2 separate regions of the Homo sapiens genome follow, and region 2 is linked to region 1. A link is a loop called in an ENCODE intact Hi-C map of the cell type or tissue named here. Cell type or tissue: CD4-positive, alpha-beta T cell. All regions are shown on one strand. Links, peaks and the distances in the headings refer to the core of each region. The heading gives the core; the rest is flanking DNA. Region 1 overlaps MAPKAPK2 (MAPK activated protein kinase 2). Region 2 holds the start of IL20 (interleukin 20).

Region 1 (16,130 bases), core at 5,190-13,189:
GACGGAGGAACCCCCCTGTACTGTGGCATTAATGGTACTGGTTGACAGTGATGAATGCCTTTCTGATAATAAAGCACTTTTAGAGGTATTATTTCATTAGATGCTCATAATGTTTCTATGAGGGGGAGGCTAGGCAGGTATCATCGCTCCTAAATGCATGTGGCACAGGCTCTGAAAGGTAGACCTCTCTGTGAGGCTGTGCAAGAAGAAATTGACAAATTTCAGACTGGGCCAAGTCTTCCCTGATTGTAACTCTACAACCAGGCATTGCTTCTGAGTAAATCTGACAACTTTGATTCTTCTCCTCTGGGCTCCAGTTCCTGTGTGCCTGTAGGGGGCGATCGAGGTTCTTTCTGCTTGGCTGCTCTGGAAACCTTGTTCCTCCTGAACCCTTTGAATTTAGCACTCTTACAGCATGTAATCTCACTGGATTTTAAGGATTTTCTGTGTCTCCCCTCATATCTTCTTCTGCCCCCCACTAGCCTAGGCTTTTCCAGATCAGGACTGCTCTATTTGGTTTTGACATTCAGTGCAATGCATGGCCCATAGTAGGAGCTCAGTAAATGCTTGCTGGATTGAATTATATACAAAGGAAATTGGCCAGTGCCTTCTCTTGCTCCCCTTAGAGCATGGGAAAGTAAACTTTTTTCCTGGTACATCCAAATGAATGAAGTTGAAGGCTGGGCATGGTGGCTCACACCTGTAATCCCAGCACATTGGGAGGCCAAGGTGGGGTATCACTTGAGACCAGGAGTTCGAGACCAGCCTGGCCAACATGGCGAAACCCGGTCTCTACTAAAAATACCAAAAAATTAGCCAGACGTGGTGGCTCACACCTGTAATCCCAGCTACTCAGGAGGCTGAAGTGGGAGAATTGTTTGAACCCGGGAGGCGGAGGTTACAGTGAGCCAAGATTGTGCCACTGCACTCCAGCCTGGGCAACAGAGCGAGACCCTGTCTCAGAAACAAACAAACCCTAATGAAGTTGAAAGTGGCAGAACTCAAGACCCATGAGGTGTCCTCATATGGCCACAAGGTGGCAGTGTGACCTCCTGGGAACCTTGCCTCCTGCAACTATTGGCTCCGGCCACCTGTTACTCCATGGGAGAGACCGAGTTATCTAGTCATTGATTCCTTCTAGTCACCTGTTTGGGGAATTGCCTCTGCAAAGTCAGTCTGAGAAATCTTGGCTTCCAGCCTCCTCTAAAAGCTGGGTGGTGTGGTGGAAAGACTTGGTCTTTGGAGTCTACCAGGCCTGGATTCCAACCTTGGCTCTGCCTTTTCTCAGAAACTTAGCCTTGGGCATGCTACTTCTCTGAGCCTCAGCTTCCCCATCCTGTAAAATGGCAAATGTACAGTTAGGAAAAACCCAACATATCATGGGCCATAGCATAAATGTATGCCAGCATTCTTGTTGGAAATGCTCATTTGTCCTTCCCTTCCCTCTGCAAGCTGGCTCCATCATGGCCATCTGATCTTATTTGCAAGCTTCAGACACTTTCCAGCAGGTTCTTAGGCCTCCCTGCTGTATCACCCCAGCTCCACTCCATCTCGGTCAGTCAGCACCTGCTTCCCACGTTTCCCTCTGCCTTCATGCCTTCCCTCTGCCTGTCCATTTCCTTCCCAGCATGTCTCTTGGACACCCCAGCCCTCTGAATGTCCAAAGCAGTTGGAGTGTGGACTGTGTAGGGCTCATCTTGACTTCCCATGAAGATGCTAAATCTGTGAGTGTCCTTGTCTTAATTATTTTGGCACCTGCGCTTGCACTTAGACAATTGGTGATAAAAATGACAGCTATTAGTGAGTGCATGTCAGATACTCTGTGAGGTGCTTTGTGGAAATATTTCATTTAATCCTCACAACAAATCTGTGAAACAGAAGCCATTATCCATCCCCACTTTACAAAGGAAGGGTAGATCAGGATGCTTTTGGCTCCAAGCAATAGACAATTTCATGAAAAGCAGCTTAAACAGTAAGAAGAGTTTATTATCTTGTCAAAAAGAAGTACTGAGGGATCCCTGGTGATGGCAGCGAGGATCCAGGTGATTGCCATTTCTCCTGGTTGCCTTCCTCAGTGCATTGGTTTATCCTCTTAGGCCCCCCTTACTGGTAATAATGTGACTGTCATGGTCCCAGGTGCCATATGCAGGAGAGATGATGTACATTTCTTGTGCTCCCTTTAAGAAGCCTCTTAGCAGATTTCTTTTTTTTTTGAGATGGAGTCTCGCTCTGTTGCCCAGGCTGGAGTGCAGTGGCGTGATCTCGGCTCGCTGCAAGCTCCACCTCTCAGGGTTCACGCCATTCTCCTGCCTCAGCCTCCTGAGTAGCTGGGGCTACAGTCGCCTGCCACCATGCCTGGCTAATTTTTTTTGTATTGTTAGTAGGGACGGGGTTTCACCGTGTTAGCCAGGATGGTCTTGATCTCCTGACCTCGTGATCTGCCTGCCTCGGCCTCCCAAAGTGCTGGGATTACAGGCACGAGCCACCGTGCCCGGCAGCAGATTTCTTACAAGGCTCTTGGCCAGTTGAGTTGTAGGCTTGTTCCCAAGCCAGTCACTAGCAAAGGGACTGGAATTAATGAGACTGGCTTAGACAGGTCAAGATTGAACCCCTGAGGCTGGTGAGAAGCCAGCCTCCTTTAATACCCCTAGCCAATTGGTCCAGGGAGAAGAAGGGGCATCAGTGAGGTTCGACGAGTTAAGTAACTTGCTCAAGCTTGGAAATCTAGTAATAACTGGATTCATACTGGCATCCGGCTGACTTCCAAGGCCATCTGTTGCCAGGTTGAAGTCAACTACAGAGGTAGAGAGAATATTGCTCTGGATTTGTTGTGCTGGGTCTGAGTAATTGCTGAGGGGCCTTTTCCTATGGACTCTGGAGTCTCTCTTCTCTCTAGCCCCCTTTCCAATACTGTATTGGTTTTTCTCAGTCTGCCTTTCTCCCCGAAGCCCCTTCACCCCCTGCTTCCCAGTACCTGAGTGCTGCCTGCCTTCCACAGTAGACTTTATGGCCTAAGCTGGAGACAGGTCTAAGCTGGACCGAATGGCCTGAGGGCTGATCTCAGTGTAGCTGTCAAGGCCCCAAGAGAGTCATCATGAGATTTCATATAGAGCAGATAAGGAACTGCAGAGGCCTCAGGAAATGTGCCAAGGGGGCTGGTGGGGGGGGCCAGCAGGAGTGGGGGGTTTGTGGTATGTCGGTGGCGATGTCAGGGCATGTGGGCCAGGGGCTTAGAGCAGGCCCATGTGACAGCGCAGTTACTCAGAAAGCTGTTTGGCCTGCAGATGCTTCAGGACTGCCCCAAGGCCCGCAGGGAGGTGGAGCTGCACTGGCGGGCCTCCCAGTGCCCGCACATCGTACGGATCGTGGATGTGTACGAGAATCTGTACGCAGGGAGGAAGTGCCTGCTGATTGTCATGGAATGGTAAGCAGCCACTGTTCTAGTCCCGGCCCAGCCTGTTCCCACTCCTCACTCAGGCACCTTACCCTCTGAGGACAGCCCAGGGATGGGCCTGAAGCCTGGAATGTAAACACTTGATTTTTTGGGGGGCAGTGGAGAGTGGCGGCGGGCTGTTGTGTTCTCTGGATCTCACTGTGGCTTCATTTCAGTTTGGACGGTGGAGAACTCTTTAGCCGAATCCAGGATCGAGGAGACCAGGCATTCACAGAAAGAGGTAGAAAGGGTCTGTTGTGGGAGCACGTGCAGGCAGGCAGGGCAGTGGGGGTCTGAAGGGGGCCTTTGCAGTGCCTGCTCTTGGGGAAGGGTGCTGAGGCTGCTGCCCCCTCCAGCATGCTGCAAGGGGTGCCTCAGCTGACCAGGGAAGCTCCTGGTGGCTTTGTTTCTGGGGTGGGTGGTGGCTGTGGGGAGCCTCAGGCTGCACAGAGGTGGGACCCGGTGCACTGGGTTTTCAAGCCTAATGATGTGTCTTTGTGACTTTCTTTCCCACTCACTCTTCCCTCCCCTCTACAGAAGCATCCGAAATCATGAAGAGCATCGGTGAGGCCATCCAGTATCTGCATTCAATCAACATTGCCCATCGGGATGTCAAGGTGCCAGCTGTTCATAACCCTGAGCCCGAGTGCTGTGGGGGGCAACAAAGGGGCTGTGGCCACCCCAGAGATGGTTGCCAGGCCACCCTGCGTCCTTGCTGCCTGGTTCCTGAGCATGCCATTCTCTGCCTTGTAGGGCCTTGCCCTCTCTGCCCATGGGCAAACCCCTAAACCCAGTAGTGAAGCATTCTCTGGCCCCACTCAGCCCTGTGGTTCTCCTCAGGCAGAACCCCTCAGTCACACTCTTGGTTTCTCTGTTCCTGTGGTGTTTACTGCGGGTTCTGTGTGTCAGTCTGTTATCTCCAGGCACTCTGGAAACCCTGCAGAGGCAGGCACCTGCCCATAGAGAGCTGCCACTCCTCGTGGTGGGCAGTGCCCAGGATAGGCAAATGGTTGCTGGATGAGTAGAGGAAGGGAGGAACCAGGATCCTTTTCGTTTCTGATAGCCCCTCCCAGGTCCAGCAGGGTTGCTATTTTTCTGTCTCTCTTTCTGTAGCCTGAGAATCTCTTATACACCTCCAAAAGGCCCAACGCCATCCTGAAACTCACTGACTTTGGCTTTGCCAAGGAAACCACCAGCCACAACTCTTTGACCACTCCTTGTTATACACCGTACTATGTGGGTAAGTCCACAGGGGGCCCAGGGACCTAGGCTTTTCCCAGAACTTTTCTCAGCCCCTCCTCTTGGCTATCTGGGGGGCCGCAAATCCTAGGAGAGTTGTGTCTGTATGGCCCCTTCTGGTGCTGGTTCTGCTGGGACCTGCTGAGAAGTAGGGCTTGTCAGAGCGAAGCTACAGTTGAGAAATTGTAGGAAAGGATCTGCTGGGATCTTTCTGAGAAGAGCCATGGTTTCCATCAGATTCTCCATGGAGTCTGGACCCAGGTCTTGTTCTGGAGCCACAGCTGATTGGCATGGAAGAAGCTTTCAAAGCATGTTCAGAGCATCTGTGAAATTAAATGAACGGCATGGGCCTGAAAGTCTCATGCAGTTCAGGATTTTTAGAATCTTAAGCTCCTAGTTCCAGGTTCCTCATGGAGGAGGATGTTCTGTTCCAGTCCCTGGGCTGGGCTTTGGCTCTTCCTTCTGTGCCCCAACTGCTGCCACCTCATGATAGGCTGAAAGGTTGGGATGGGGAGCATCTTTCACAGAGAAACTGAGTGGATCACAGGGTTCTGAGGGCCGGCCCACCCATGTTGACCTTTGATTTGCAGCTCCAGAAGTGCTGGGTCCAGAGAAGTATGACAAGTCCTGTGACATGTGGTCCCTGGGTGTCATCATGTACATCCTGTGAGTGTGCTGGGGAGGGGGCTGGGTGGGGCAGGGAGTCAGGGCGGCCTGTACTTCTCCAGGACAAGAGGAAGAGGCAGACGTTAGCATTCCCCTTTGTACAGGGGAGTCCCCTGCGTGCCCCTTCTCTCAGTTCCGATAGCTAAGTGGCGGGTGTAAACCAGCTCATGGGCTGGAAAGTGTGCGCCTTAGATACTTGCTATGCTGGATTCCCGGGCCCCGGGCTTGACTTTGTATATTGTGCCTGTGTCAATAAGCCCTGATTTCTCTGTGACCTTTACAAGGAGAAGAGCCTGTTTCTCATCCTGTTCCTGGTACAGGGCCACTAAGTGACAGCTGTTCTGTCTCCCACTTCCTTCCTCCTGTTGATGCAGGCTGTGTGGGTATCCCCCCTTCTACTCCAACCACGGCCTTGCCATCTCTCCGGGCATGAAGACTCGCATCCGAATGGGCCAGTATGAATTTCCCAACCCAGAATGGTCAGAAGTATCAGAGGAAGGTAAGAACCCAGGCTTTCAGGACAAGGGGAAGAGCCCGTGTGTGTGTGTGTGTGTGTATGTGTGTACACGCAGACACATGTATGGGCCTCCATCTCATGTGCGTGGTGTAACTGTGGGTTAGCACCTATGCCCACGCCTGCGGGGTGCGTCCTGCTTCATTTTGCCTGTGTGGAGGGCTGGAGGCAGGGCCAAGGCTGTGGGGCTGTGCAGGGCCTCTCAAGTGGTACAGCCGTAATGGTCCTTGGGGCCAGTTGCTCCGGCAGCCTGCCTCCATGCACCCCCTCTTTGAACCTGGTTTCCCCATGAAAACTGGGGAAAGGAGCAGGCCAGGGAGAGTGACCCCTGAGCTGTCACTGCCCCCTGTCCCACCCCACAGTGAAGATGCTCATTCGGAATCTGCTGAAAACAGAGCCCACCCAGAGAATGACCATCACCGAGTTTATGAACCACCCTTGGATCATGGTAAGCTCGGCAGGCTGGGGAGCCTTGGGTCTCACGGGACTATTCCACAGGACAGAGTCTTAGCCAGGACCCTACCCCAGGCTTTCACTCGGACCCCTTTTCTCTCTTCTCAGCAATCAACAAAGGTCCCTCAAACCCCACTGCACACCAGCCGGGTCCTGAAGGAGGACAAGGAGCGGTGGGAGGATGTCAAGGTGAGGGGCACCACTGGGTGAGAGGGGCTCCAGGTGGGGTGGGCGGCTTGCGGGGAGTGCCCAGGTGTGAGGCGTGGTGCTGGTAGGGGAGAGCTTGATTCTGCCTCTCTCATCCCAGGGGTGTCTTCATGACAAGAACAGCGACCAGGCCACTTGGCTGACCAGGTTGTGAGCAGAGGATTCTGTGTTCCTGTCCAAACTCAGTGCTGTTTCTTAGAATCCTTTTATTCCCTGGGTCTCTAATGGGACCTTAAAGACCATCTGGTATCATCTTCTCATTTTGCAGAAGAGAAACTGAGGCCCAGAGGCGGAGGGCAGTCTGCTCAAGGTCACGCAGCTGGTGACTGGTTGGGGCAGACCGGACCCAGGTTTCCTGACTCCTGGCCCAAGTCTCTTCCTCCTATCCTGCGGGATCACTGGGGGGCTCTCAGGGAACAGCAGCAGTGCCATAGCCAGGCTCTCTGCTGCCCAGCGCTGGGGTGAGGCTGCCGTTGTCAGCGTGGACCACTAACCAGCCCGTCTTCTCTCTCTGCTCCCACCCCTGCCGCCCTCACCCTGCCCTTGTTGTCTCTGTCTCTCACGTCTCTCTTCTGCTGTCTCTCCTACCTGTCTTCTGGCTCTCTCTGTACCCTTCCTGGTGCTGCCGTGCCCCCAGGAGGAGATGACCAGTGCCTTGGCCACAATGCGCGTTGACTACGAGCAGATCAAGATAAAAAAGATTGAAGATGCATCCAACCCTCTGCTGCTGAAGAGGCGGAAGAAAGCTCGGGCCCTGGAGGCTGCGGCTCTGGCCCACTGAGCCACCGCGCCCTCCTGCCCACGGGAGGACAAGCAATAACTCTCTACAGGAATATATTTTTTAAACGAAGAGACAGAACTGTCCACATCTGCCTCCTCTCCTCCTCAGCTGCATGGAGCCTGGAACTGCATCAGTGACTGAATTCTGCCTTGGTTCTGGCCACCCCAGAGTGGGAGAGGCTGGGAGGTTGGGAGGCTGTGGAGAGAAGTGAGCAAGGTGCTCTTGAACCTGTGCTCATTTTGCAATTTTATCAGTAATTTGACTTAGAGTTTTTACGAAACCTCTTTTGTTGTCCTTGCCCCACTCCTCTCCACCAGACGCCTTCCTCTCTGGATACTGCAAAGGCTTGTGGTTTGTTAGAGGGTATTTGTGGAAACTGTCATAGGGATTGTCCCTGTGTTGTCCCATCTGCCCTCCCTGTTTCTCCACAACAGCCTGGGGTTGTCCCCGCTGGCTCACGCGTTCTGGGAGCTCAAGGCCACCTTGGAGGAGGATGCCACGCACTTCCTCTCTCGGAGCCCTCAGACATCTCCAGTGTGCCAGACAAATAGGAGTGAGTGTATGTGTGTGTGTGTGTGTGTGTGTGTGCACACGTGTGTATGAGTGCGCAGATCTGTGCCTGGGATCGTGCATTTGAGGGGCCAGGGGCAGGCAGGGCTGCAGAGGGAGACGGCCCTGCTGGGGCTTAGGAACCTTCTCCCTTCTTGGGTCTGCCCTGCCCATACTGAGCCTGCCAAAGTGCCTGGGAAGCCCACCCAGATTCTGAAACAGGCCCTCTGTGGCCTGTCTCTATTAGCTGGGTTCCGGGAGGCAGAGAGGAGTGACCGGGCACTGGCACTGCGATCAGGAAGACTGGACCCCCAGCCCCCAGGGCCCCCCTCCCCCCACTTAGTGCTGGTCCTAGGTCCTCTGAGGCACTCATCTACTGAATGACCTCTCTACTTCCCCTTCTTGCCATTATTAACCCATTTTTGTTTATTTTCCTTAAATTTTTAGCCATTTCTCCATGGGCCACCGCCCAGCTCATGTAGGTGAGCCTGGGCAGCTTCTGTTGGCAGAGCTTTTGCATTTCCTGTGTTTGTCCTGGGTTCTGGGGCATCAGCCAGCTACCCCTTGTGGGCAAAGGCAGGGCCACTTTTGAAGTCTTCCCTCAGATTTCCATTGTGTGGCCTGGTGGGTCAGGGGGAGTCTTTGCACCAAAGATGTCCTGACTTTGCCCCCTTGCCCATCAGCCATTTGCCATCACCCCAAACAACTCAGCTTCGGGGCCGGTGAGGGGAGGGGCCTCCCCCAGCACAGATGAGGAGCAGCTGGGGTAGGCTGTCTGTGCCATGGCCCCCCACTCCCCCTTCCCTTGGAGGGAGAGGTGGCAGGAATACTTCACCTTTCCTCTCCCTCAGGGGCAGGTGGTGGAGGGGCGCCCAGGGTCGTCTTTGTGTATGGGGGAAGGCGCTGGGTGCCTGCAGCGCCTCCCTTGTCTCAGATGGTGTGTCCAGCACTCGATTGTTGTAAACTGTTGTTTTGTATGAGCGAAATTGTCTTTACTAAACAGATTTAATAGTTGAGAGTTTTTCTTTCTCTTTCTTCCTGGGGCTCAGGCCTTACCCCCCACCGCCTCTATGTGCAGAGGGGTTTTGTTGGGTGGTGAGGGTGTGGGTTGGGGGTCCTGGGAGAGGAGCGGAGGGCCTCCTGGGCGAGCAGGAGCCAGCACCTCATTGGTGAGGACCTGGGCAGGATGTGTGTAGGGCATCCTTAAAGCAGGACAGGGAGGCTGCAAGGGCTCAAGCCCATCTTCTTTTGCCAAATGCAGAATCAGGAGCCAAGCTCTTTTTGGCATATGATTCTTTGACCTACATAGCCACCACCAGGTGCTGGCACCTTTAGCCTGCGAAAGCCAGCTGGTATAGGGTCCAGGGAAGAGGGGGTGCTGGTGAATTTGGTTGAAATCCTGGTAAAGATACCAGGGGAGCAGGTTAGTGTAGTACCGGCACTCTCCAGGAGGCGGTGATAGGGGTCAGGCAGAAACCAAAGGCTCTACCTCGGAGCTAGAAGAGACTTCATGGTTCCTGTGGCCCATTCTCAGTGCACAGATGAGAAGACTGAAGCCCAGAGCTGGGGCCACATGATGACTTGACCCGCAGCAGAGCCTAAAGTAGAAACTGGGCTACCTGCCCCATTGCAGTCCCTCCGGGTCAGATGGGAAAATAGCACATCCTTCACTGTGTCACCCGCATTTTCTTATGTGACCCTCAGAGCTGCCAGCAAGAGACAGTACAGGGCGGCTGCTGATTGCTGTTTTATGTGTGAGGAAAGTGACTGAGAAGGTGGGATGATGTGCCACAGTTGCATGGTGGGATTGGAACTCAGATCCCTCTCCCCGCTGGAGGAGAGACCTGCTTGTCCCCTTTGCTGCCAGAAGGACCATGTCTCCACCCTCAGCTCCTGGGAACAGCAGGCCCTGGACCTCCCCTTCATGACAGTGGGTTGCTGAGGTTGGTTCTCGCCTTGAGACACTACTCATCACTCTAAAATCACAGCTCAAAACAAACCAGCATGGGGGTTTGCTTTCAGAGAAATCCACTTATTTTGTCTGCACTTATGAAGGTGTTAGAAGCAATAACCCAAGAAGGAGGAATAAGGGGTGCTAGGAGGGAGTCAGGGAGAGAAGGAGAGGAAGTTGTCAGAGTTCTGCTATCTTTAGAAGCTGTTATTAGTTTCCTGTTAACAAAGCTTCTGCCATATTAATTTTATGGCTTAAAACAACACAAATTTATGATATTCCTGTTCTGTAGGTCAGGAGTGTGATAGGGTCTCACTAGGCTGGCTGGAGTCCAGGTCTCAGCAGGGCTGCATTCCTCTTTGGAGGGTGTTTCCTTGCCTTTATCAATTCTAGGGGCTTCCTGCATTCCTTGGGTCATGACCCCCTTTCTCCATCTTCAACCGCAACCTTGCATTTTTCTGATCCTTCTGTGGTCACTTCTCTGACCCAGCTGGTGTGATAAGATTGAGCCCACTCAGATAATCCAGGATAATCTCCTCATTGCAGGGCCCTTAACCGTAATCCCATCTGCAAAGTCCCCTTTGCCATGTAAGGGAACATAGCCACAGTCTGGGGACCAAGACATGGGCATCACTGGGGGCCAGGATTCTGCCACAGAGGCCCGTTGCACAGCCTTCTTGGCCTCATGCCCAACGTTGGCCCTTGTGTTTTGCTTCCTTCCCTGACTCAGCCCATTTCAGGAGGATGCTTTTGTGGTCAGCAAGGATTCAGGCTGGGGTTGGCTTTCAGGGAAAATGGCTGGGGCGAAGGGCCAGGAGGGGTCTGGCATGGTTAGTGGGGTCTTGCCACAGCTTTTCACCCCCATGCCCATGTCCCTGACCTTCCATGCTGGCATGGCCCTGCGAGTCCCTGTCTCTAGGGAGAGCTTAACACCTCTGCTAAATGCCTGGGTGGGATGGCAATGGAAACTTTTGTCCCTAAAGGCAGATGCTGGCTTGCATGGGTTCAGGAGCAGGTGTGCTTCTTGAACACCCTTAAGTAGTGTGAGATGTAAAGAGGAGCATAGAGACACTCCTGGGCCCCTACCAAGTACCGATGCTGGGCTCTTCCCCTCCATCTCTTCATTATCAGAACCCTCTGAGGTAGTCAGTCTCGTTTCCAGCTTACCTGTAAGAAACTCCAACTCAGAGGAGTAAAGGGACTCGCCCAGCATCACACAGCTAGTCAGGGATTCTGACCTGGATCTCCTGTTTCCAAGTTTAGAGCTTCTTTAAGAAAGCCCATGGACATCGTCTTGGTAAGGGAGTGCAGAGGGGGCGGGGAGGAGAGGAGATATGAGGCTGGATTCCACTCCACTGAGGAAGGTCTAGTTTTCTTTGCTATAGAATGAGGGTGATAGTCCTAGGCCTGTGGCTGTTTTAAGGATTCAGTGAGATGGTGGATTTATTTATTTATCTGAGACAGAGTCTTACTCCATCACCCATGCTGGAGTGCAGTTGTGTGATCTTGGCTCACTGCAACCTCCGCCTCCCAGGTTCAAGGAATTCCCCTGCCTCGGCCTCCTGAGTAGCTGGAATTACAGGCACATACCACCATGCCCAGCTAATTTTTGTATTTTTAGAAGAGATGAGGTTTTACCATGTTGGCCAGGCTGGTCTCGAACTCCTGATCTCCAGTGATCCGGCCACCTCAGCCTCCCAAAAAGTGCTGGGCTTACAGGCATGAGCCACTGTGCCCAGCCTAGATGGTGGATTTAAATGCTTCCTAAAATGCCAGCTGCCAGGTGGCCTTTATCACCAGGAGGGTCCCACCCCTCAGTGCGCTGCTCAGCAGTGGGAGCACAGGGAGCCCCAGGCTTGGAGTCGAGTCAGTGGCCTAGGCCTGGTCCACGCTCCTGCCCTGAGCTTCACGGCGGGTCTCTGTGCCTTGGGGTGAGCAGGCAGTTGGGTTGGTAAACAATAACAGTAAATTTGGGGTTTTCCTTTGACTGGGTTGGAGACAGGAAATGCAGGAGGCTGTGAGTGACGAGTGGGTAGAGTGGGTAGCAGGTAGGTCGGGTAGGTCGGGCCTGCTCAGGGTGTGAAGGAAATTCAGTTATTCAAGGGAGGAGGGTGAGGGTGGTGAGGCTGGGGAAAGTGGCTGGCCCACTTACTGGTGAATATAAACAAACCCTCTGGGCACTCCCCAGGTGGGGCAGAGTGGGGACAGGGGAGGCTTTGAGGGGCAGCCACCGCATCCTCAGCCCTGAGAATGCAGCTCCTTTCGGGCTCTGTCTCTGGAAGCCTACATTTAGGGGCTCCAGCCGCCCCTGGGTCCTTTTGCTCACTTCATCTTCCTGTCGTCTCCCTGCACTCAGTCAGAACAGTGTGGCTCCCCAGCATACTCGACCACTAGATAATCCAGGCACTTGGTGTATGTCCTGTGCTTTGGGAGAAACAAATGAAGTGTAGGGCACAGTTCCTGCCCTTGAGAACCTAGTTGGGGAGATACAAAATGCCTGTGTGCAGCAGCAAGTGGCTTTGTCTTCCCTTTCCCTGTACCCACAGGCCTGGACACATTAGGGGCTGTTCCAGACTGAGAACAATGTGTCATTCAAGCCCAGGTGGCATAGGGCAGCCTCTTAGGGCCCCAGAGGTTTTCAGATGAGCATGAGTGAGGTGAAAAAACCAAAATGACAAAATAAACCACACCCTGGATCCTCGTCCTCTGGACGAAGATCTCACATCTATGCCTTGTTGGGGAGGATTTCAGTCCTCCCCCACCCAGGCATGTGAAGATTAAATGAGGCTGTGCCAAGACTTGGAAAGGTGGGGGAAGTGCAACTCGTGTGGAAAGATAGGACTGCCCCCTGGGCTCTGGGCCACCATTCAGACAGGTCAGTGCCTTGGCCTTTTCAGCCTAGGCTGCTCTTTAAAAAGAAGACCTTCAGCCACTATCCAAGAGTAAAAATGTCACATTTTCAACATTCAGCTCATCTTGAGCACCTCCTCTGTGTCATGCCCAGTGCTTAGGACTTCGGAGACACACAGATGAGTCCAGAAGTGGGTCTAGCCTTTGTGGAGCTCAGCATAGAGAAGTGGCGGGCATCGCTGTAACAGAAGAACTGATGCTCTCCAGAACAGGAGCAGAGGTGGTTGGAGTGCATAAGGTGGAGCTATTCTGTTAGAGACCCAGGAGAGCTTCCTAGCAGCCCTTCAAGCTGGCACCTGACTGACAGTTTTGATGGCAGAAAATGGAATAGCATGATGGAGATTTCCCCATTGCATTTCTGCTCTCACTTCTCTCTGCAAGAGCTAGATCCTTCCTTCTCCAACAGGTTCACCCCTCCTGTCTTGTGGTCTGAACTGCTGTCTGTCTGCTCATCTCGTTAGCTTGACCTTTGACCCCTCATGGGTTCTGCTCATGGAAATCTGATTTACTCCTCTCTGTGGGGTGCCCTTGGTGTTTTCTGTCCATTTTCCCTTTCCAGCCCCTCCAACTTGGATTTGCCTCATAAATGATGTTTGCTCCCTGAAAAACAAAATTTGGGGATGTGGGCTGATGGGGCTTTTGCCACGTTTCACTCAATTCATTAATTTTTTAAAAAGTGTTACAGTGGTACACCTTAAACTTAGATCTTTTGTAGTTAGGCACTTTCTGAATCATCATGGAAAATGATGACATTACATGAAATTGAGAGCCCTCCTGGAAGAGCAGGATGAGCAATTGTTAGGGGCTTCCTTGCCCCTCTTCCCTCTGCCACTAAAAGGCCTTTCTCATCCCTTTGTCCTCATGGTTCTTACTCCACTCAGTTTAAAAGTGGAGCCCTTGGGAGCCTCCCTGGCACTCACACACAAAAATGTCAATATACTTGGCGTCCACCCTTTCCATTTTTAACACACCACCATCTGGAACCCAGAATTACCTTGGAATTTACTTGTCTCCTCTAGAGGGAGTCATAATTGCTTGGAAGGTAAGTTACTGCCCAGAGCCTCTGGCCAGGAAGTCTTTTGGCTGTCAAGCCTGCAGGATTTCAGGTGGGGCTGCCAAGGTGGTGGAACCTGTGTTTGATAAGTCATTTTTAGGGACCAGGGCTGCCATGCAAATGCATTTGTTTGCATAACTTTCTTGCTCTCAGGGACAGTAAAGTTTCCTACTGCCATCCCACACCCCTGCCAGGATTTGCAAGTGAAATACCAGGACTGACTTTCCACTTTCCCCCTTCATGAGTCCTCCCTTCCTAAGTCCTCCCCCACCCCTTGGTTTTGGTTTTGTCTCTGAGGTCCTGTGTGACCAAATACTAGTCTCAACCTCTCTGATCCTAGGGTAGTAGTGTTTCCAGGACCCTGATATGCAAAGTATCTGTACAAGTTATGCAAATGAGCATCCTGTCTGGGTGGCTCTGGTCCTAGCCCCGGGCAGTTACTAGCTCTGACTACTGCTGTCCGAGTGTGTGAAACGTGATCTTGCTCCTTCCTCTGTCCAGGCAGCTGTGGGTCTCTTGTTCCTCAAACAGCTACTGCCTCTTGGGGTAATAAGGCCTCAAGTTTCAGAATGAGCTGAGTTCTCCTAGCCCTTACCTTCTGATCTGGAGACATGTGGTTCTGAATTCACCAGTCAAAGGTTTACTTTTGAAAGAAACCACGATCTCATCTAAGTCTAAGACAGAGACCTTGGTTAGCTGGAGTCTGTGGTGCAGAGAGACCTGGTATTTGTAGTAAGACCTAGAGGGGCCTTTGGTTTTCTGGCACTCAGCTGTCTCCTTTTCTGGTCACAAACCTATTCTAAGGAAATGGTCCTCATAGTGAGACTCTAGCCCTACCCACCCACAGGAGGGTCGAGGGCAGGAGGGGAAGGATGACAGCCAGGCATTCTTTGAGCCAGTGTGCAAGGAAGAGAAAGGGTAGACGAGAAATTCAGTCTGATCGGCTTATTTCAGGCTCTGAAAATGACAGCTGACTCAGGGTAGGTGCTTAGTATCTGTTGGATGGATGAAAGCATCTAAAGGAAAATTAACACAAGTAATTTTAGTAACTCAAACAAGACATTATATGTACATATATAGACATACAGAGTGAGGCGTGAACCTTTCTCTTTATAACGTCTCCACCTCAGTGATGCCAATTCCCTCTCCAGAAAAAACTTCATTGAACAGCTTTATTTTTTTTGAAATTTTTATCCAAAAAGTTTCTGAAAATTTATCTAGATACAAATATACTTATAAGCACAACTGAGAAGTTTCTTTGGCAGTTATAACAAGTACAAATGGAATCATTAGGCATATTGTTCTGCAACCTGCTTTTAAAAAATTGTGATAAAATACACTTAACTGAAAATTTACCATCTTAAACATTTTTAACTGTAAACTTCACTAGTATGTTCACATTGTTGTGCAACTGACAGACTTTTTCATACCCATGAAACAACATACAGCTTGCTTTTTTCACTTAGCATATCTTGTGAATTTCCATGATCAAACTCATAGAACTATCATTCTTTTTCTAAATAGTTGCAGAGTATTTTATAGTATGATGTACCACAATTTATCTGCTGTGGATGGATATTTCTCACCTCCTTTCTTTTTTATTTGTCTTTTAACCTCATTTGCACTGAAGGACTACCCTCCCCCCCTTTTTCTACTATTTATATAGATCTCACAAATATCTTGTACAGTATCTTCGAGTGTGTGTGTAAGGATTTCTGTAGTATAGATCCCTAGTAGTGGAATGGCAAGATCTAAGGGTATACACATTTTAGTTTTTGATAGGGACTGCCAAAAAGACAGTATCGATTTATGAATGAATGCACTTTGCATATTGCTTTCCAAGTGAGAGCTTTACGAAAGGGTTTGCTGTCAGCAGCAAATCTGGGGGTAGAGTCAGTCAGCCGAGAGTAAAAGGGCATTTATAGCACTTCCCAAAACTGATAGATGTAGACCCTTGGCCACATTGTGGGCGAGTGGAAAAGTCAGCTGTAGAGGGGTTTAGGGGATTCCTTCAACATCTCCCCATATCAGTGGCCCTGCTCACTCAATTATGGTTATTTGCATACATTTTGGGCATGTAGGCAGAATGGCTCAAAGACAAAAATCTGAGGTTCAGCCTTGTTTGGCCTCCTGGTGTTTGATCTTGACCGGGCTACCTGCTTCTCTGACTGGCATGCAAATGCCTGTGGGGGATGACAAGTGTGCACATAACATAAGTGACATAAGGCTGACTCTGGTGGGTGCTGTAAGAGAGGCCCAGAGTGCTGTGGGAAGTTACAGAGGAGGCACGCCTCTGGTTAGGAATAGCAGGGAGGAGGAGGCGGCTTTGACTCCGGGTTGTAGGTGTTGTGGGGCACACAGGACACATGCAGG
Region 2 (16,130 bases), core at 8,131-16,130, 130 kb after region 1:
CGAGTATCATACTGAATGAGGAAAAACTGAAAGCCTTTCCCCTAAGATATGGAACACCATGAGGATGTCCACTTTCACCACTGTTATTAAATGTAGTACTTGAAGTGCTAGCTAGAGCAATCAGGCAAAAGAAAGAAATGAAGGGCATCCACATTGGAAAAGAAAAAGTCAAATTATTCTTGTTTACACATGACATAATCTTATATTTGGAAAAACCTAAAGACTCAACCAAAAACTATTAGAACTGATAAACACATTCAGTAAAGTGGCAGGATACAAAATTAACACACAAAAATCAGTTGCATTTCTCTATGCCAGTAGTGAACAATCTGAAAAATACATCAAGAAAGTAATCTCATTTACACTAGGCACAAATAAAATTAAATACCTAGGGATTAACAGAAGAGGTGAAAAGTCTCTATAATGACGATGATAAAACACTGATAAAAGAAATTGATGAGGACACCAAAAAATGGAAAGATATTCCATGTTCATGGATTGGAAGAACCAACATTGTTAAAATGTCCATACTACACAAAGCAATCTACAGATTCAATGGAATCCCTATCAAAATACAGACATTCTTCATAGAAATAGAAAAACTATCCCAAAATTTATATGGAACCACAAAAGACCCTGAATAGTCAAAGCTATCCTAAGCAAAAAGAACAAAACTGGAGGAATCATATTATCTGACTTTAAATTATATTTCAGAGCTATAGTAACCAAAACGGCATGGTACTGGCATAAAAACAGACATATACACCAATGGAATAGAATAGAGAACCCAGAAACAAATCTACACACTTACAGTGAACTCATTTTTGACAAAGGTGCCAAGAACATACACTGGGAAAAAGACAGTCTTTTCAATAAATGGTGCTTGGAAAACTGGATATCCATACGCAGAAGAAAGAAATGAGACCCCTACCTTTCACCATATACAAAATTCAAATCAAAATGGATTAAAGACTTAAATCTAAGACCCCAAACCATGAAACTACTACAATAAAACATTAGGGAAACTCTCCAGGACATTGGCCCAGGCAAAAATTTCTTGAGCAATATTTCACAAGCCCAGGTAACCAAAGCAAACATAGATGAATGGGATCACATCAAGTTTTTCTGTACAGCAAAGAATACAATCAACAAAGTGAAAAGGCAATCAACAGAATGAGAGAAAATATTTTAAAACCACCCATATGATGAGGGATTAATCATCAGAATATATAAGGAGCTCAAATAATTCTCTAGGAAAACATCTAATAACCCAATCAAAACATGGGCAAAAGATTTGAATAGACATTTCTCTAAAGAAGGCATACAAATGGCAAACAAGCATGTGAAAGGTGCTCAATGCCACTGATCATCAGAGAAATGCAAATCAAAACTACAACGAGATATCATGTCACTCCAGTTAAAAAGCCTTATATCTAAAAGACAGGCAATAATAAATGCTGGCAAAGATATGGAGAAAAGTGAACCCTCGTACACTGTTAGTGGGAATGTAAATTAGTACAACCACTACAGAGAACAGTTTGGAGGTTCCTCACAAAACTAAAAATAGAGCTACCATACAATCCAGCAATCCCACTGCTGGGTATGTACTCAAAGGAATGGAAACATTGTATTGAAGAGATGTCTGCACTCCCATGTTTGCTGTAGCTCTGTTCACAAAAGCCAAGATCTGGAAAATAACCTAAGTGTCTGTAAACAGATGAATGGATAAAGAAAATGTGGTACATAAACACAGTGGAATACTATTCAGCCATAAAAAAGAATGAGGTTCAGTCATTTGCAACAACATGAATGCAACTGGAGATCATTATGTTAAGTGAAATAAGCCAGGCACAGAAAGACAAATATCACATGTTCTCACTTATTTGTGTGACTGAAAAATCAAAACAATTGAACCCATGGAGATAGAGAGTAGAAGGATGGTTGCCAGAGGCTGAGAAGAGTAGTAGGGGGTTTGGGGGGAAGGGGGGATGGTTAATGGGTAAAAAAAAAAAAATAGAATGAATGGGACCTGGTGTTTGATGACCCAACAAGGTGACTATAGTCAATAGTAATTTGTTTGTACATTTTAGAATAACTAGAAGAGTATAACTGGACTGTTTGTAACATGGGAGATAAGTGCTTGAGGGGATGGATGCCCCAATTTTTATGGTGTGGTTGTCACACATTGTATGCCTGTGTCAAGGCATCTCATGTGCCCCATAAATATATACACCTGCTGTGTACTCACAAAAATTAAAAATTTTAATAAATGTTGATTGTCCTATTTAATTATTCTCAACTTTCCGATTTTATTTCCCATGTAACAGTGTTGTTTTAGGAGAGTTTTACTTGTACATTTATTTATTTACTTATAACTAGCAAGTATGAAGGCAAGAGACTCTGGCCCAGAGCAGCTGTACTTTCCTCTAGGTCTGCATCTCCAGATGGCTCTCTGCCATGTCCTGGCAATGGCTCTTGTAGTTTCTGCATGGCCAACCAGGCTCCAGGTAGCCTTCCTGGTTCTCCCTGCTACTCAGGTACCCCTCCCGCAGGCTGGTCCAGTGCTCTGTTCTTCCTCTGTCACAGTACTCATCAGTGTGGGACTCTTCCCTTGACTCTATCCAGACCCCTGCTTTGTTCAGCACTGATTGTCATGCCTAGAACAACCGTTAGCTCATAAGATGCACTCAATACTCCCCATGCAGCCATGAGCAATGCCTGACTGTGGGTGGCAGGGCTAAGCAATTATTCCTGGATGTAGGTCCACAGCAGGAGTCAGCATGTCACATTTGGCCAAGGACTTTGGGAGAGGATAAATTCTTAAAAAGTTGCTATGAGCTCAAGTTACATTGGTTTTTTTGTTTGTTTTTGTTTCTTAAGTAGCAGGTGAGATAAGACATTCCAGAGATAGAGTGTTCTTTTTTTTTTTTTTTTTTTGAAATGGAGTCTCACTCTGTGGACCAGGCTGGAGTGCACTGGTGTGATCTTGGCTCACTGCAAGCTCTGCCTCCCAGGTTCAAGCAATTCTCCTGCCTCAGCCTCCCGAGTAGCTGGGATTACAGGTGTGCACCACCACACCTGGCTAATTTTTGTATTTTTTTAGTAGAGATGGGGTTTCACCATGTTGGCCAGGCTGGTCTCGAACTCCTTCTGACCTCAGGTGATCTGCCTGCCTTGGCACCTCAAAGTGCTGGGATTACAGGTGTGAGCCACAGCACTCGGCCCAAGATAGAGCATTCTCTAGAGCAGCAGTCTCCAACATTTTTGGCACCAGTGACTGGTTTTGTGGAAGACAATTTTGCCACCAGGTCAAGGGTGGGGAGGGCGGATGGTTTTGGGATGAAACTGTTCCACCTCAGATCATCAGGCATTAGTTAGATTCTCATAAGGAGTGCAAGTTAGATCCCTCACATGCGTAGTTCACTGGGGTTCACATCCTATGAGAATCTAATGCCACCGCTGATCTGACAGGTGGTAGAGCTCAGGCAGTAATGCTCGCTGGCCTGCAGCTCACCTCCTACTGTGGCCTGGTTCCTAACAGGCCACCAACCGGTACTGGTCCATGGCCTGGGGGTTGGGGACCCCTGCTCTAGAGCATTCTAGAGACGTCTATATACTTCGCATTCTGTTACTGAAAGACATTCAATTAGTTCAGTTTCAGAGCTCTGCCACAGAACCACCTTCAGCGAAGATTCAAGTGCTGTAAATGAGGCTGGATCCAGAACCAGGTCCCATGGAAGGACCATCATGGGAGTGGGAGTGGGTTCAGAATCTAGCTTTCATATCAGGAGATAAGTGTGACTCAGCACACTCTGGTCTGGATGCCTCTGCTGATCACTTCCCTAGACTATGTAAGAGCACTCTGTGCCTCAATTTCCTTATTTGGAAAATGAAGAGAATAAGCACACATACTTCATGGGGTTGCATGAGAATTAAAGGAACTAGTATTTCATGAAGTCCATAGTGCCTGGCACACAGTAAGTGCTACAAACAAACAACAAAAGAGCCTGTGGTCACCTTCTAGTGCATCTTAACTCTACCCCCAGCACAGGCTTAACTTCCCAAGAACTGCAGCGCTTCCCCCAGGGCAGAAAGCCGTCTTCCTCTTGCTCCTTCCTCTCTACCTCCACTCTTAGTTGTGTTCCTTGGGACCCAGAATGGTTTTCCAGTTCTTGACAAGTCAGAGATACCTCAGTATCCATTTCCTGTCTCAGATTCTGAGCTTCCGAGGGTACAGCTACTTTGTAAATGGCTGCACTCAGTATATAAATGTTCATTGAATGAATGAATACATGCATGAAGCAAAGGCGGAGCCCACTTAAAGGAAGCCTGTGGCTTTGTCATTGGTTTCGGAACTTCTCAGCCTTCCTTTTATCCTCCACTTGGATCCTCTGCCTCTGTTCCATGTCCTTGATTTCTAGCTCCATGGCAAAGGAGTCAGTTTTCTGTCTGTCCTTCTTGTCTTTCATTTCTCTTTCACCCCTGATTATTGTCCTATGGTCCTTAACTTCACATCCTGAAGCCTGAAGACTAGTGTCTCCACTCAACTCCTTGGCTGGCCAGGGCTCTGGGTGTCTTGCTAACTGGGGCCCTTCTCACCTAGGAGTGGTGCAGTCCCAAGCGTGCAGGCTAGAGGGCATCATCTGTTCCGACAAGGTCAGTAGTGGCAGAAGCAGCACCTTCTCACTTGGGCCAGAGGTTCAGCTTTTTCAGACCAGCCGCCCTATGACTGGGGAGAAAGAACTCAAGACTTCACCTCTTCTTCCTCACCTCCTCAATGGCTCCAAAATGTCCCTCACACCTCACTCAAGAAGAGCAAGGTGTAAGTCTAGATGAGATACCCCTGAGGCAGAGTGCAGGCAGGGTCCTTCTGATACCACTAGGTGGCTAGAAATGGTGTCTAATGTGAAAGTTGTTGGATAGTAGAAATCTCAGTCTCTCTGTAGGAAACCAGTGAATGAAAAAGTACTTTGAAAGCCAGAGTTTGAGATCAGCCTGGGCAAAATAGCGAGACACCACAGCTACAAAAATAAAAAATTAGCCAGGCATGGTGGTGAATGCCTGTAGTCCTAGCTACTAAGGAGGCTAAGATGTGAGAGTTGCTTAAACCCAGGAGTTTGAGGTTACAGTGAGCTATGACTATACCACCGCACCCCAGCCTGGATGACAAAACAAGACCCTGTCTCTATATGTCTCTCTAAAAAAAAAAGGTGCTTTGAATTTGAAATTAGGGAAACACATCAGTAAGCAAGTCAGTTGACCTATTATGATGGATGATGTTGGTCTAGATTCTGAGTGGGTTACCAAAGGAAAACAGTCACTGATTCTTAGAACGTCTCAGAGTGTAGTTTCTCAAGTTCTTGCTCACAGTTCATTGCAATTCCACCGTTTTTTTCAACTTTCTTCAATACCTGCTCCTGAACCCCGCCCAGCATCCCCGGGTCACCATACCTCAGGTACAGGAGGTAGAAGTGCTCTCTGGCCTCAGGAATTTTGTTCCATTTTTCTTTACTGGAAGGAGTAAGGGTTCTTCTGACCCTGCCACATTCTCCATCCTCAAAGCTCACAAACCCATTAGTCTGTCAATGGGTTTGTGACATACTAACCCTTGCTCAAACCAGACTTTCTCTAAGAAATCTCAGATACCCTCCTTGCCCCTCAGAAGGAATCTCAGTGCCTTTCTCCTCTCCTCACCCAAATGCCTATTATGAACATAGACTGAATTTTTTAGGAATGTCCTGATAACAAAAATCCTTCCCATCATCCCCTTTATGTCGCCTCATTTTTCTCAGACTGTGTGTCACAACTGGGGAGTTGTGGTCACCATGCCCACAGGTATTACAGCAAAGCCTCTTAACCTTTTGTGTGCCATGGATTCCTTTGGCATGCCAGTGAAGCTTATGAACTCAGAATAATATTTCTAAATGCATAAAGTAAAAGAAATAGGGTTATAAAGGAAACCGGTAGTAGTAAAATACAGCTATCAAAATGTGGAAATGACAAATAGGTAATATATATGTGCTTCTTTATTAATGCATTAATGCATGATCTAGCAGTAGGCCTACAAACTGCTGACATTTCTAAGTAGTAATGAATATAAGTGATATTTTGAGATACCTGAAACCACTGTAATGTGATACAAAAATATTTGTGATTTCCATCAGTGGCAAAGTCATTGGTACTGCTAATACTATTGTGGTTTGTATTTGTTGCTTATCCTTATAATTGAAGAAAATGCTGAATTTCAATTAGAGGTTAGCAAAAAAAAAAAAAAGACATAGTGTCTTCTCATCTACCTTCTCCCAAGTTAAGAACTCCTGCATTAGAGGGTCTGTTGCTTTCATGATGCTATGAGGTCCCATGGAGGGGGGTCCCAAGAGACCACATCTTTTCCACTTTGGTAGCCCTTGGGTCAATCCAGCTCAGTGCTCACACATGGGAGACTCTCTGTGCTTGTTTGTGAAATTAAAAGGAAAAGAACTGGCTGGGTGTGGTGGCTCATGCCTGTAATCCCAGGACTTTGGGAGGCTGAGGCAGGTGGATCGCTTGAGCCTAGGAGTTTGAGACCAGCCTGGGCAACATGGTCAAACCTTGTCTCTACTAAAAACACATAAATTAGCCAGGCATGGTGGCATGCACCTGTAATCTCAGCTACTTGGGAGGCTGAGTCATGAGAATTGCTTAAACCCAAGAGGTGGAGGTTGCAGTGAGCAGAGATCACGCCACTGCACTCCAGCCTGGGTGACAGAGTGAGACTCGGTCTCAAAAAATAAATTAATAAAATAAAATAGAAGGGAAAGAACTGGTACATCCCTACTCTCTCAGGTGAAGAAACTGTTAAGTCAAGTCCTTGTCTGGATTTTTGTTCCCAACTCCAATTCCAGAGGAGGAAATAAATGCCCAGTGTCTCTTGCTCTGCAGGCACGGGGCAGGAGGAATTAACCAACTTTGGGGATCCAGCTATGTCAGAAGAAGTCTCAGGAGAAAGCCTGGAAACAAGTTGAGCTGGTTAAACAGAGCATGATGAAAAAACGCAGGAAAGGGAAATGATGTCACTCATGCTGGCAGCTTTGAGGACAAGGAAGCGAAAATGTACGCTTCTGATAGTCAACTACCCCGCCTATCCCACCCTGCTGTCTCCCAGGAAGGTAGCTGGAACTGCAAGTGGGGCAAAGCTCCCAGCACTACCAGCCAGTGGCAAGGGCCTTCACCTGCCCACCTTTTGAACTGAGGTTTTTCCTCCAGCAGAACCGAAGGCCCATGTGCTTCCCTGCAAAGTGATGCAACTGGGCAGGAAGCTCAGATGCCAGCAACTGTGATGTCCTAGATAGGGAAAACCCTGCATTGCAAACTCAGGTCTTCCTTTGGAAAAAAAGGAGTGGCTGGATTTCCTTCTTGCTGTCTAGAAAATTGTTTCCTGCCCAAAAATGGCTTAATTAGGAAGCTGAGTTTGTTTCCTAGGAAGGGATTCTCCTTCTCTTCCTTCTGCGCGGCTTACCTTTACAATGCCACTGGCACCGATTATAGCCTGACTCCCGGGTTTGGAACCTCACTTTCTCAAGCTGGCTTGATGTGCCCATGAAATGTACCCCTGGCTTCTCTAACACAGTTGCATCCCCCATCTGTTCCACTGGAGCACTAGCAAGGTGCCAAGCACTTGCTGCCCTTGAAGACCCCATGGTTCATGCGCAGCTATTCCCACATCTCTCCCCCACTATAAGAGTCTTCAGTGGCCCTATGGCCTTAAGGGGGAAAAGTCAAGAATTACAGAATTAAGAAAGCCAAGTAGAAAGGGGCTTAATAAATCATTTCATTTGTTTTCCCATAATTTACAGATAAGGAAAGGAAGTTATTTTACCAAGACCACACAATGAGGTGAAGGTAAAGCTAGAGCTAGAACTTCAGTTTCTAGACTCCCAGATCAAATTCATATTCCTTGGTATGGTATTCTTGGTCACTGATATTATAGCCATATTTCCAATTTGATTCTCCATGGCTTCTCCCCATGAAACCGAGCTCCAGCCAAACAAATCTATTTGCCAGTCCTCAAGTACCTTTTGGGTTTTTCTGTCCTCTCATTTCTGTTTTGAGTGTCCTTTGTTCAACTTCGCCCTCCTCTCTATCCCTCCCTAGCATCTCTGCTCATTTAAATTCTGCCTACCCTTCAAGGCTTATCTCAAGCTCTGCTATGTGATAGTGCCCTCCTCTGTGCCCCTTGGCACTTAACTTTCTGCGCACTCAGCAGTACTGATCTTGGTTCTGCAAACGTACCTCTTATCCTCCAACAAGGCTGTAGGCAGGTAGTGGCCAGAGACCTGCCCGGGGCATCTCTGTAATCCTCACAGCATTCAGCACAGTGTCTTGCACATAGTAGGCATTTAATAAATATCTATTGAAAGAATGGCTTTTAAGATCTATCAGACACAAGGATGATAAAAATGATCTTATGTGTCTATAGGTTTATATAAATATGCATATATATATATATAACTCCTGGGTGAGGCAGACAGACGATGTAGGTGTTATCTCCATTTTATTAATGAAACTGAATGCCCGAAAGGTGTAAAAACTAGACTTGGGTCACCCAAGTTCACCCTGAAAGTTGGTAAGAAAGTGAATATTAGGATTGGGTCTCCTGGCTCTCAGTCCCATGTGATCTTCAGTGCTAATACCCTCTACATTGTTTCCACTGAAGACTCATTTCTTCTACCAGAATTATGAGATGGGAAAAGCTTCCTTCTCAGTCTCATTTTTAAGAAAAGCTATTTACTATAGGAGTTTCTCATGCGTTAAGAGTGTCATGTACTGGAATGAACACTTACTGAATACAACTTTGGGGTCTGCCTTTTACCAGTTGAATGACCTTGGGCAAGTTACTTCACCTCTCTGAACTATGGTTTCCCCATGTATACAATGAAGGAATTAGACTCGTACTTAAAAATCACTTCTTGCTCTAACAGTCCAGGAGGAATAGTCTATCATTAGATAAGGAAATTCTTGCCATTGAGGTAGAATTCCTTATATGAAAGAAGATGTGTGTCAGGGGAGCCCCAGGGTCCCCTCATAAGTTAAATCATAGAGCTCAGGCTTTAGAACATAGCAGAAAGAAGGAACAGTGACAAATCAATATATTCATTCCATAGTCATCAAATGTTCACTGAGCACCTGCTAGGAGCCTTTGGGTGTTGGGACCAAGAAGATGAACAAGGAGCTCTCAGGTTTGTGAGAGATAGAGACATGCAACTAAAAAATTGTAGTTGACCGTGATAAATACAAAAAGCAATATACAAGGTAAAGTTAAGGTGAAAAGGTGGGAGGAATCAGTTCTGCCTTGGGAAATGGGGGTGAAGAGACAGATTAGAGTGGGGCAGGGGAAGTTTTGCAGAGGAGATGAGGTAAGTTGGTATCTGTACAGAATGTGATGTGGAATGTGGTAAGTGAATTTTAAAAGAATAAAGTATTTTGAACTGGGTGTGGGATCATACCTGTAATCCCAACAATTTGGGAGGCTGAGGAGGGTGTATTGTTTGAGCCCAAGAGTTTGAGACCAGCCTGAGCAACATGGTGAAACCCCCATCTCTACAAAATATACAAAAAAATTAGCCAAATATGGTGGCACGCACCATAGTCCCAAGTACTCGGGAGGCTGAGATGGGGGGACCACTTGAGCCCAGGAAATTGCAGTGAGCTGTGATTGTGCCACTGCACTCCAGCCTGGGAGACAGAGAGGGACCCTGTCTTAAAAACAACTCAAAAAAAAAAAGGATAAAGTATTTTGAGATAGGAAAAGGGGAGACTTGATTATTAAAATAGAATTGGGAGGCCAAAATGGGCGGATCACGAGGTCAGGAGATTGAGACCATCCTGGCTAACATGGTGAAACCCCATCTCTACTAAAAATACAAAAAAAATTAGCCGGGCGGGGTGGTGGGCACCTGTAGTCCCAGCTACACGGGAGGCTGAGGGAGGAGAATGGCATGAACCTGGCAAGTGGAGCTTGCAGTGAGCCGAGATCGCACCACTGTACTCCAGCCTGGGCGACAGAGTGAGACCTGTCTCAAAAAAAAAAAAAAAAAGATTTGGGATTGTGTGTGAATACTAAGTTTAATTAATCATTACAGGTAACTTAAAACAATGCAATTGGGTTCTTCTTGGTTAATGAAAAGGAATTGACTGACATGACTGGCTTATACAAGCCTAGATTTACTGAAAATCTTGATTTCAACTATTCTCATCAGACCACATCTCCCGATTTTACTTTAATCACACTTATATATGATCATGAGAAATGGTTAACTTGGCACCAATGATGGAAAAATAGGCATGAGCTTAAATAGTTTAAGAGATATTTAGATTAGATATTTGTACATATTTTCAACATTTATCAAGCATTACAATAAAAAGCCATGGTCTTTATTTTCAGGAAACTTTAAGAAGATATCAAAAGATGTTGAAAAGAACATTCTGATCCAAAAGGTAGAAACACAAAGAGTCATTGAATGTCAGAACAGGAAAAGACCTTACACACTGTTTAGTCTGTTTCTCTCATTTTACAGATTTGTAAACTGAGATCCAGAAAGACACAATCATATGCCAAAGTCATACTGTAATGTGGAGTCTTTGGACTCAAATATAAGACTTCAGAATTTTAGATATTTAATTTTTAATAAGTTGATAAAGAACATATGATAGTCTCTACCATCTTTATGTTTCCAAGGCGTTGTCTATAATTCATCCCAGGTTCTTTGAATTTAATTTTGTCTGGGAGCATGGTCCTACATGATGGACTAGTCCCAGCCTAAAAAATTTTCCAGTGTTATTAGGGAGAAAAGACCAAGTTCCATGAAACACAGGACAACATTAGATGCTTTCACTGCCAAAGAAAAATCTGCTATTGGAAGTCAGAGAAGGGAGGGATTGGTATAGCCCAGAGTTGTTCAGGAATAAAGGATTTGGGTTTCATCTTTAATGATGACTAGAGGGAAGGGTGGCCATGTTGGAGAGCAATGGTGGGGATAGCAAGGGCTGAGGAAAAACAGCAGGAATGAGCCCACAGTGTCTGGAGTTGTGGAGAAACTTGGTTAAGGGGAACTGGGTTTAGAGGAGAGAGCAGGAGAATCCCCCAGAATTCTCTTCCAGTTCAGTAACTCAGATCTTCTCTATCCATCATTTTATCAAGCAGGAAGGTGGAGCCAGAAGGAGGCACATCCTTTATCCACAGCTACAACCAGTAATCCCCTCAGGCAGTGCTTCTTCCAGGAGGAAGGTGTTGGGGTAATCTGTCCTGCAATTAAGCTGCTGTAGTGCTTGAGGAAGAACAATGCCACCAGAGAAATTCCAAGGGAGTTCCAGCCCTCACCTGCCTGAGCTCACTTCCTTCATGTGACATGTATATACAGATATAAATAATGGGAAGCCTTTCAACTTGAAACAGGCTCCTAGGAGACCAGAAGCAGCAGCCTTTCCTGAGCTCAGGTAAGAGATCTTACCCTCTACTGACACTGCTCACGTTGTTGTGAGGATCACCTACTTCTCCTAATCATTTACCCAGGTATGTTCAAGGTCACATCTAAAGGACCCTTTTCCACGAGGACAAAATCTCTTTGAGGACAAATAATCATCATGTTTATCTTTGTACTTCAGTACCTAGCACAACATTCAAGACAGCGGGTGCTCATTAAATGCTCATCAAATTGTTAGTTCAGGACAACTAACATCAATCTCTACTTAAAATGAATTGATCACTTGCTCTGTGCTAAGTGTATAAATCATAGATTATTGTATTTAAATAATCGATTTAAAATCAAAACAATTTCTGGGTTAAGTTTAATTATCACCATTTTGGGGTTAAGAAAATTAAACTCAGAGGTGAGTTGACTTGTCCAAGGTCACATAGAGGTAGGGTGGCCAACTCATTCCAGTTTACCTGTGGTTTTTCCAGTTTTAAAACTGAAATTTTCGTATTTCAGGAACCATTCCCTGCCCCCCAACCTCAGTGCTGGGTAAACTGGAATGACCCACATCAATGGAAACTAGTAAAGCGAGGATTTATTTGGACCCAGTTCTCTTGTCTCCAAACCCAGAGTCCTCTTTGATTCTTTTGGGTTTGGTTTGCTTTTTTCCTTTTCCTACATTTGACAGTATCTCGAGTGGTCACAAATGTAAAAAATGTCTAGCATATTGCCTGGCATATAGGAAAAATTCAGTAAGTGATAATGATTATCAGTGCTGTGCCAAGCTATGGAGCCAGCCATATATATATGGATGTGTGCATATATATATATGATGTGTGTGTATATATATATGTCTTTATAAATTTTATGTATTTATTTCTTTCAAAAATATTAAAGTATTTGAGAAAATTGAAAAATTAAAAAGTAGGTTTATTACGACTCATGACTTTAAGTTTAAATATTTTATTTCTGCCCCAAACAAAATTTATTATAATTTTACTGTCCTGGTTTTAAGGGAAGGAAACTCATCAATAATATTTTCATCATATGCTTTTGAGAAACAAAGTTAACCATTAAGAATGAAACATGAAAACATGTGAATAGTGGTACAAATTTTTCCTTTTGCTTCAATATGGCTCAGCATGGCACTGTCGAATTTTGTCTTTATATAAAATTTTGATATTTTGTTTGTCATAAGCTTTTTAATTCATTTTGATATTGCACTAAAATATTTTTATCTTGATGACTGAGGTTTTTTAGTGCTCCCTTAAATTTTGCACCTAAAATGAGTGCCTCAATTGTTTTACCCTAACCTCAGCCCATTATTATTTTATCTTAAAACTCAGCAAACACCCTAACCTGCTCTCTTACTGAGGAGGCTCGCCCAAGAATAAATGAGTTCCGTCATTGCCTTTCTTCTCTGACTTTTGGGACCATTTGCTTGGTCTAGGACCTGAGTTGCAGGTCCAGGAAAGCGTGTACTCTCGAATCCACCCAGGAGTGCCTGACTACAGTCCTCCTGCAGAGGGCGCTGTGGAGTCCCAGACACGAGTGTTAGGTGGAATCGGGCTGATTGCCCATCACGTCTTGCCTTTCCCTGGCAGTAGGCTTGTTATGAAATCATTGACTTTCTATTTGCCTCTGGGGCTTAAGCGAATCTGTTACCCTCAAATAACCTATCTGATCTCAGACAAATGCCAAACAGAGCTCAGTTTCTCTGCCCTGTGGGTGGCCATAAAATCCAGACAATTTCCCCCTAGGTGTTTTCGATGGCGCAGCCACAGCTTCTGTGAGATTCGATTTCTCCCCAGTTCCCCTGTGGGTCTGAGGGGACCAGAAGGGTGAGCTACGTTGGCTTTCTGGAAGGGGAGGCTATATGCGTCAATTCCCCAAAACAAGTTTTGACATTTCCCCTGAAATGTCATTCTCTATCTATTCACTGCAAGTGCCTGCTGTTCCAGGCCTTACCTGCTGGGCACTAACGGCGGAGCCAGGATGGGGACAGAATAAAGGAGCCACGACCTGTGCCACCAACTCGCACTCAGACTCTGAACTCAGACCTGAAATCTTCTCTTCACGGGAGGCTTGGCAGTTTTTCTTAGTAAGTTGCGTGGATGGGCCACACTGTCTGAGGCCAGATAAGGCTGTTCTCTTCCCCTGACCCCCCACCCCTCACCCCGTGGACACTTGGAGGAGGGGAAACTCAGTAAGTCATGCTCTCTTCTTTGAATTCCTAGCTCCTGTGGTCTCCAGATTTCAGGCCTAAGATGAAAGCCTCTAGTCTTGCCTTCAGCCTTCTCTCTGCTGCGTTTTATCTCCTATGGACTCCTTCCACTGGACTGAAGACACTCAATTTGGGAAGCTGTGTGATCGCCACAAACCTTCAGGAAATACGAAATGGATTTTCTGAGATACGGGGCAGTGTGGTACGTAAGCGGGTATCTACCTCTCCTGAAAGCCTTTTCTCTTCCTTCCTTGTCCGTTTCTCTTTCCTGGCAGTACTGGCAGTGTAATCATAAAAAGAGGCAGGCTGGGGATTCCTTACCCGGGGGATGTATTCCAAAGAAATAACTGTAGTTCAAATATTTAAAATGTTTTGGGAAAGGACACCTCCCACTAGTTCTTGGCAGGGAGTGGATGAGAAGTCTTGATATTGAAGACCCTGGCAGCAGGCACTGACTCATCCTTGCTTGTTTTGTCTTCTTCTGTTTAGCAAGCCAAAGATGGAAACATTGACATCAGAATCTTAAGGAGGACTGAGTCTTTGCAAGACACAAAGGTATGTGCTTGGCCCAGACAAACTCTGGGAGGAGGAGTGGAGTGGGAGCATCTCCATCACCCTGGTCTTGTCTCTGCTCTCCCCTTTCCCCTCACCAATATACCTGTGGTTTTTTGCAGCCTGCGAATCGATGCTGCCTCCTGCGCCATTTGCTAAGACTCTATCTGGACAGGGTATTTAAAAACTACCAGACCCCTGACCATTATACTCTCCGGAAGATCAGCAGCCTCGCCAATTCCTTTCTTACCATCAAGAAGGACCTCCGGCTCTGTGTGAGTGTGGGTCTTGGGTGACAGGATGCATCTCAGCACACAGCTTCAATGGCTTAGCAACTAAACTCTCTTTCCTACCTCCATTTAATGGATGGAGAAACTGAGTCCAAAAGTTCTAATAATCTGTGTTGAGACATGTGACTAGGTAATAAGAACTCAGTTTTATTGACTTTTCGGTATATGCTCTAGGCAAAAAGTACTTTGCAAAGTCTAAAGAACTATAAGATGCTAACTATTTGATATTAATGATAACTCTGTTGTCTTTGAAATTATACTTTTTCTGTAGGTGAGGTATCCTACAGTATATTAGTGCGTCCTCTGTCTAGGCAGTCAATTAGTAGACCATTGAGCTTGACCTCAGAATATAGTCTGAATAGGACCTAGGAATTCAATTCTTTTTTTTTTTTTTCTCATGGGGGCTCAAAGAGCTCTGGGATAGAGCTCCTAGACTACAGCTGGGGGTTGTGGGGAGGCCAGATGGGGTACGGGGATGGCAAATGCCTTCAGTACTGCCTGCCTATTTCTAAAAAAGAAGTGATGAGTTCCATGTTTGAGCCTAAAAGGTGGCTTCCTCTCCTAGCTGATGATGAACTTAGTGATTCCAAATGTGAGGTCTGAAAGAGCTTTTCTATAGGAATAAGCATCCTCAGGGTTGTGGGTGAAAGAGTAGAGTTTCTGCCTGCTTCATGTCAATGGCAAAAAATCAGAATCTGTAATATAATCTATTATTCTTTGGGTCCTTTTCAGCATGCCCACATGACATGCCATTGTGGGGAGGAAGCAATGAAGAAATACAGCCAGATTCTGAGTCACTTTGAAAAGGTATATGCGACTTTGGCATTGATTGGGATGGGTGTGTTTTAAGAACTGAGATCATAGGTAGGTGGGATGGTTATTCACTGTTAGACATCCTGTAGCCTTCAGGTTCATAGCCCTCTGAAATCATGAGGACCAGCCCTTGCTTTAACCCAGGGGACACCCATCCAGGCTCTAGAGGAGTACCCTCTCTGGGTGATGCTCTGGAAATGGAAAGGGAATGGCCATGATTCCATCAAGTCACTACAGTGACATCTGGATCTTTTAGCTGCACAAACCAGAGGCAATAGTTTTACAATGTTCACACACTTCTATGTACCTTTGAAAACACTCACAATTTCACACACACACCCATGCCATTCAATTTCTCACCTTCACACCTTCTCATGTCTGCCAGGAAGGCCTGGATTTCACTCCTCACTGACTAAATCCTACTCATCCTTTAAAGACTCAGCCTGGGCATCACTTTCAGGAAGGTGCTGGCTCCTTCTCTCAGAGTTAGATGCCTCCCACATCATCTTGTAGGAATTTCATCCCTTTATTCACCACACTACATTTTAGTTGCCTGTTTTTGCCAGTCTCCTCACTCAACTGTGGATAGGGATTGTGCCATTCACCTTTTCATCCCTAACCATCAGCTAGGTGATTGGCACAATCAATATCTGTTCAACTGATGTGTGCACCGTAGGCAACCCCTACACACACACACAGGCACGTGCACACACACACACACACACGTTTCTTAAAGAAAATAGCTTGATTATTTTGATCTCTGTGATTCAAGAGTCTTAAGTAGCAGTTTTACTTCTG

What was found. Peaks named below come from ENCODE experiments on the same cell type or tissue, not always from the same donor. Only the 100,000 strongest peaks of a DNase experiment are listed, where the experiment ranks them.
Region 2: it touches region 1 in a loop (7-fold over the local background); 5 of 110 quality-filtered maps call a loop at or near these places.

The regions. Positions count from the first base shown.
Region 1 is chr1:206,725,426-206,741,555 of GRCh38, forward strand. It overlaps MAPKAPK2 (MAPK activated protein kinase 2), which reads left to right. Exons shown (of 10, transcript NM_032960.4): 2 at 3,285-3,424; 3 at 3,610-3,674; 4 at 3,971-4,050; 5 at 4,547-4,673; 6 at 5,263-5,338; 7 at 5,713-5,837; 8 at 6,215-6,300; 9 at 6,414-6,494; 10 at 7,150-8,856. The coding sequence ends at 7,293. Among named protein-coding and RNA genes, the nearest start is that of IL19, 37 kb to the right of the region's middle. RefSeq lists enhancers at 9,202-9,391, 12,342-12,391, 16,002-16,051 and silencers at 14,046-14,095, 14,126-14,235. In CD4-positive, alpha-beta T cell, for the core only: CTCF peaks have their summits at 9,286 and 9,486; DNase peaks (open chromatin) are centred at 9,316, 11,826 and 12,396; H3K27ac peaks cover 3,299 bases.
Region 2 is chr1:206,852,133-206,868,262 of GRCh38, forward strand. IL20 (interleukin 20) reads left to right here and starts at 13,491. Exons shown (of 6, transcript NM_018724.4): 1 at 13,491-13,554; 2 at 13,691-13,879; 3 at 14,167-14,232; 4 at 14,352-14,504; 5 at 15,252-15,326. The coding sequence starts at 13,721. In CD4-positive, alpha-beta T cell, for the core only: CTCF peaks have their summits at 12,986 (motif pointing right) and 13,192; a DNase peak (open chromatin) is centred at 12,989; H3K27me3 peaks cover 228 bases.